Linked DNA regions of Homo sapiens: region 1 is linked to region 2. The links are chromatin contacts, found by Hi-C or POLR2A ChIA-PET in ENCODE. All regions are on one chromosome and are shown on one strand. Each heading gives the region's core, a stretch centred on a gene start or an enhancer-like site at or near the end of the contact. The rest is flanking DNA. Distances are from core to core; before and after follow the strand shown. Region 1 holds the start of MED16 (mediator complex subunit 16). Region 2 holds the start of CNN2 (calponin 2).

Region 1 (2,957 bases), core at 391-2,890, 130 kb before region 2:
CAGACAGGCAAGCGGTGGGGCGGCTCCCTGTAGCCGAGGCGGGGCTGAGTGACAGGGAACACCTGTGGCCGAGGCGGGGCTGAGTGACAGGGAACACCTGTGGCCGAGGCGGGGGCTGAGTGTGACGGGGAACACCTGTGGCCGAGGCGGGGCTGAGTGTGACGGGGAACACCTGTGGCCGAGGCGGGGCTGACTGACAGGGAACACCTGTGGCCGAGGCGGGGGCTGAGTGTGACGGGGAACACCTGTGGCCGAGGCGGGGCTGAGTGTGACGGGGAACACCTGTGGCCGAGGCGGGGCTGAGTGTGACGGGGAACACCTGTGGCCGAGGCGGGGGCTGAGTGTGACGGGGAACACCTGTGGCCGAGGCGGGGCTGAGTGTGATGGGGAACACCTGTGGCCGAGCCGGGGGCTGAGTGTGACGGGGAACACCTGTGGCCGAGGCGGGGCTGAGTGTGACGGGGAACACCTGTGGCCGAGGCGGGGCTGAGTGTGTTGGGGAACACCTGTGGCCGAGGCGGGGGCTGAGTGTCACAGGGAACAGAGGGGGCACCTCCTCGAGGCTTTCTAAGCGCCTGGCATCCAGACGGGCTGTTTCGCTTCGCAAAGGCAAAAGCCCAGGGAGCCTGGAATCACCCGCAACCAGGTTCTCCTCAAACCCTAACCCCGGCTCCCTACTTCTTCAGGGCCTGCCCCAGACCCCCAAGGCTCCGCCACAAGCCTCTAAAAGTCTTTCAGCCCCACCCCTGACCCCCTTTGCTTCCCACACTTCATTTCACCCCTTGAGCCCACGGCCTCACCCTAAATTCTCAGGCTTCACCGTAGGGGTCCCATGTACTCTCCAGGTCCAGCCTCCAACGCCCTTAGCTCTCCAGGCCCAACCCCTAAAACTCCCCAGTCCCCAGACTCCACCCCGGGGACCCCACGTACTCTCCAGGCCCTTCCCCTATTGCCCCCAAATACGAGGCTTCATCCCAGGGACCCCATAGCCTCTTCAGGCCCCGCCCCTATAACCCCCAATCTCCAGGGTCCATCCCAGGGACCCCCTACCCTCTCCAGACCCCTATAACTCCGCAGTCCCCAGTCTCCACCCTAGGGACCCTATTCCCTCTCCAGGCCCCGCACCGATAACCCCGCAGTCTCCAGGCCCTGCCTCTACAGCCCCCCAGTCCCCAGGCTCCACCCCGGCGACCCCAAACCCACTCCAGGCCCCGCCCCCGAAGTCCCACCAAGCGCCTTCAGCCTCGCCCCAAACTCTCCTTAGGCCCCGCCCCGAACCCAGCCCCGCGGGCCTCAGGCCTCCCCCAGGTTTCCGCCGCAAACCCTGAGCCCCGAGCCCCGCGCCCCGCGCCCCGCGCCCCGCGCCCCGCGCCCCGCGCCCCGCGCCCCGCGCCCCAGGCCGCCTACCCAGCAGCCTTTGCTCCCGGCCACGCCCCCGACCCCGCAGGCCCCGCCACGGCTGCGCCGCGTTCCCTCGGGTCCGTGGACACGGTCAGGGGTCCGTCCGCCCTCGCCGGGCCCCCGCAGCCCCGCACTCACCTGGTCGGCCCGTGCGCCAAGCTCAGCGGGCGTCCGCGGTGCGATCTTCCCTAGCGCCTCGGGTCTGGCGCCGCCATCTTCCTCGGTAACAACCAGTCGCCTGAGGCGTGGGGCCGCCTCCCAAAGACTTCTGGGAGGGCGGTGCGGCTCAGGCTCTGCCCCGCCTCCGGGGCTATTTGCATACGACCATTTCCAGTAATTCCCAGCAGCCACCGTAGCTATATTTGGTAGAACAACGAGCACTTTCTCAACTCCAGTCAATAACTACGTTAGTTGCATTACACATTGGGCTAATATAAATAGAGGTTAAATCTCTAGGTCATTTAAGAGAAGTCGGCCTATGTGTACAGACATTTGTTCCAGGGGCTTTAAATAGCTGGTGGTGGAACTCAATATTCGTGCTCGCTTCGGCAGCACATATACTAAAATTGGAACGATACAGAGAAGATTAGCATGGCCCCTGCGCAAGGATGACACGCAAATTCGTGAAGCGTTCCATATTTTTTTTTTTTTTTCCATTTTCCCTCCCAGAAACGGAATCTTGCTCTGTTGCCCAGGCTGGAATGCAATGGCGCGATCTTAGCTTGTTGCAACCTCCGCCTCCCGGGTTGAAGCGATTCTCCTGCCTCAGCCTCCCGAGTAGCTGGGATTATAAACATGCGCCACCACGCCCGGCTAATTTTTGTATTTTGGTAGAGACGGGGTTTCGCCATGTTGGCCAGGGTGGTCTCTATCTACTGACCTCCTGATCCGCCCGCCTCGGCCTCCCAGAGTACTGGGATTACAGGTGTGAGCCACCGCGCCCGGCCTTTCTTCCATTTTCTAATGTCCAAGAGTGGGGAAACTGTAAGCGAAGTCACCGACCCCGTTGAGTATTCCTACTTCCAACCCTATTCCCACCTCCTCCTCCAAAAGCCAGTTTAATGCAATGGATGTGGTGCTCTTCTATTTTTATTTTTATTTTTTTTGAGACAGGGTCTCGCTCTGTGGCCCAGGCTGGAGTGCAGTAGCGCGATCTCAGCTCACTGCAACCTCCGCCTTCCAGGCTCAAGCGATTCTCCTGCCTCAGCCTCCCGAGTAGCTGGGACTACAGGCGCGCACCACCATGCCCAACAAATTCTTGTATTTTTAGTAGAGACGGAGTTTCACCATGTTGGCCAGGATGGTCTCAGTCTCTTGACCTGGTGATCTGCCTGCCTCAGCCTCCCAAAGTGCTGGGATTACAGGCGTGAGCCACCGCGCCCAGCCTGTTTTTTCAAAATTTTAATAGCGATGGGGTCTCACTATGTTGCCCAGGCTGATTTCAAACTCCAGGCCTCAAGCCCTCCTTCCACCCCGGCCTCCCAAAGTGCTGGGATTATAGGCGTGAGCCACCGCGGCCTCACTGCATGATTTTTGCAAGAATTCTGCAAATATAA
Region 2 (2,700 bases), core at 35-2,534:
ACTCTCCCTCCAGTTCCTCCAGCCCCAAGCCTCTCATTCTGTCCTGTACTTGCTCATATAGGGAAACAGGGTGGGCGGGGTGGGGGGGTTCCGCCTGTGCTGGCTCATACAGGGAATCCGGGTTGGGGGTTGGTCTGTGCCAGCTCTGTCTTCCTGGGCATGGGCTGGGCCAGAGCTAAGGTCTCCTGAGAGCCAGCACTGCCTGGCAGGAGACTGTCCCGGAGACTTTTTAATAATTTATTATTATTAGGGTTTTTTTGTGTTTTTTTTTTTTGTTTTTTTTTTTAAGACGGAGTCTTGCTCTGTCGCCCAGGCTGGAGTGCAGTGGCGCGATCTCGACTTACTACAACCTCCGCCTCCTGGCTTCAAGTGATCCTCCCACCTCAGCCTCCTCAGTAGCTGGAATTACAGGCATGTGCCCCCATGCCCGGCTAATTTTTGTATTTTTAGTAGAGACGGAGTTTCGCCATGTTAGCCAAGCTGGTCTGGAACTCCTGACCTCAAGTGATCCGCCCGCCTCGGCCTTCCAAAGTGCTGGGATTGCAGGCGTGAGCCACTCGGATTTTTATTTTTATTTATTTATTTATTTTTAGAGAGAGGCTCTTGCTCTGCTGCCCAGGCTGGAGCGTCATGTTGTGATGATAACTCACTGCAGCTTCGACCTCTTGGGCTCAACGGATCCTCCCCCTTCGGCCTCAGCCTCCCAAGTAGCTAGAACTCCAGGTGCAAGCTACCGCACCCAGTAAGAATCCTATTCTCTTTTGGACTGACAAACTCCTACTCATCCAACAAAGCCCCAGCTCCAATGGCCCCTTCTCTGAGGAACCTGCCCTGGTTCCCTGGTCCACCTCCCAGCTAGTAGAGTTCCCTGGGAAGGGGTTAGACGCCTCTAAGTGGCAGAGAGGGGCCCTCATTCCTGCCCCAAAGGTAGCCTTCTCCCCTCCCCTTTCTGGCAGAAGAGAAGTCTGAGATGGAGAAAGAGTGAGAGCCGCCCACGAGCTCTGAGCAGAGAGCCCGCAGGAGTGCCACGTCCCGGCGGCCTCGGCCCCTCCCTGCCTCAGTTTCCCGTGGCATCAAAGGGGGCGAGGGGCCCCTCCAGGCCTCTGGTGACGGGGGTGCTGTGCCCAGGCGGGGGTCCGGGGGCGACCGAGGGGGCTCAGGAAGTCCGCGGCCGCAGGAATTCGGCGCCTCCAGGCCTTATAAGGACATTTGCGCTCCGGGCCAATCAGCGGCGGGGGCGTGGCGCGCGGAGCCCGGCGCGTCCCAACCCCGCGCCAGCCCGGCGGTCCCGTCCCGTCCCGTCCTGTGCGGCCCCGTCCCGCCGCCCGCCCGCCAGCCATGAGCTCCACGCAGTTCAACAAGGGCCCCTCGTACGGGCTGTCGGCCGAGGTCAAGAACCGGGTGAGTGAGGGGCGCCCCTTGTCCCCCCGACAGCGCGGCCGTCGCACGCTCCGACCGGTGCAGGAGCCCCCAGGCGCCCCCGGCACCTCCCGGGCAGGGAGCTTGGAGACCCGGGGCGGACGGGCCCTTGTTCTCCCTGACGCCTGGTGGGGGGATGTCTGCGGGCACCCCCTGAGGCTCCCGCGAATCTTGGGGAGCACCCAGGTCTGAGATCTGGGGGACGAGTGACCCATTCCCCCCCCCAACATCTAGGGGTAGTTGGGTCTGACTTCGTCCCCTCGCCATGGCCCCAGGACCCCCACGTGTGAAGCCCCTGGCGCCCACTCAACCTTCGAGAAGGTCCGTTCAAGGTCCGACAACGCTCTGGGGGTCTGGGGGGGACCCCAGCAACCCCGTCATCTCCTGGCCACACTTCTGCTTTTGGGGCCTCTTAGCTTTGGGAGGGGAAGGGGCATGGCCGAGTGGTTTTTGAGAAGTGTTACCCCCCCACAAACAGGAATTTCCTGGCCTCTGGGACACCTTGGGGGTGTCTTGGGGGGAGGGGCGGTAGCCGCTTTGCACGGTCTTTGTCTCCCATCTGACTAATTTAAACGGATAACAAAGAGGTTCTCTGAAGGTGGCCCTGAGATATGTGGGGTTTTGCAGCCTCGAAAGAAGAGCTGGGGCCCGGCAGGGCGCGGGGGCTCACGCCCGTAATCCCAGCACTTTGGGGGGCGGAGCTGGGTGGATGGCTTGAGCCCAGCGAGTTCGAGACCAGTCTGGGCAACATGGCGAAACCCCATCTCTATAATTAAAAACAAGCCAGGGCTAGGGGAGACACTTTTTAAGAGAGCACTTGTGGTTCTAGCTCAGAGAGGACCAGACACTTCTGCAGGGTCACACAGCAGGGTCCTGGACAGGATTCCCAGGGAAAGTGGGGGGCGGGGGTTGTGATGCGAGACCCACGGACAGGACCGGGACCTGACCCTCCAGGACCTTCCAGCTGGAGGGGGGTGTCGTCCCCGCCCACCCCCTCCCCCGACGCCCACTGGGCACCTGGGAAGGTGTCCTTACAGCTGACTTCTGCAGGGGAAACTGCCTCTGCACGCTCTGAGGGCACCGGCCCTGCCAGCCCCAACAGCCACCTGCCCGGCGGCACTCCAGGGCCGGCAGACTGGAGGGAGAATTCCTGCTTCCCCGCTGTGAGCCCCTGCAAGCCTTCAGACCAGCTCTTGGCCAAAAAGGGAGGCTGAGGCTTGGGGTGGTCAAGGCCTGAGCCAGGGTCCCCAGCCCGGGGCTCACGACTCCTCCTTCAAGGGG

Evidence for each region. Hi-C counts contacts between places; a loop is a spot of excess contacts on that map. ChIA-PET counts read pairs that join two places held with the same protein, here RNA polymerase II (POLR2A). Pooled maps may share reads with other maps.
Region 1: a pooled map shows a loop between it and region 2 (4-fold over the local background). The contact joins the promoter of MED16 here to the promoter of CNN2 in region 2. A Hi-C loop is called at or near these places in 8 of 37 single-sample maps with no recorded cell type and 12 of 50 pooled maps. POLR2A ChIA-PET finds 5 or more read pairs at or near these places in 15 of 52 experiments (CD4-positive, alpha-beta T cell, CD4-positive, alpha-beta memory T cell, Caco-2 and 10 more).

Annotation. Positions count from the first base shown.
Region 1 is chr19:891,547-894,503 of GRCh38, forward strand. It overlaps MED16 (mediator complex subunit 16), which reads right to left and starts at 1,641. Exons shown (of 16, transcript NM_005481.3): 1 at 1,540-1,641. It overlaps RNU6-9 (RNA, U6 small nuclear 9), which reads left to right and starts at 1,938; the gene lies at 1,938-2,044. RefSeq lists silencers at 1,259-1,308, 1,359-1,628 and an enhancer at 1,769-1,918.
Region 2 is chr19:1,025,324-1,028,023 of GRCh38, forward strand. CNN2 (calponin 2) reads left to right here and starts at 1,285. Exons shown (of 7, transcript NM_004368.4): 1 at 1,285-1,401. The coding sequence starts at 1,339. RefSeq lists an enhancer at 211-942 and a silencer at 933-1,572.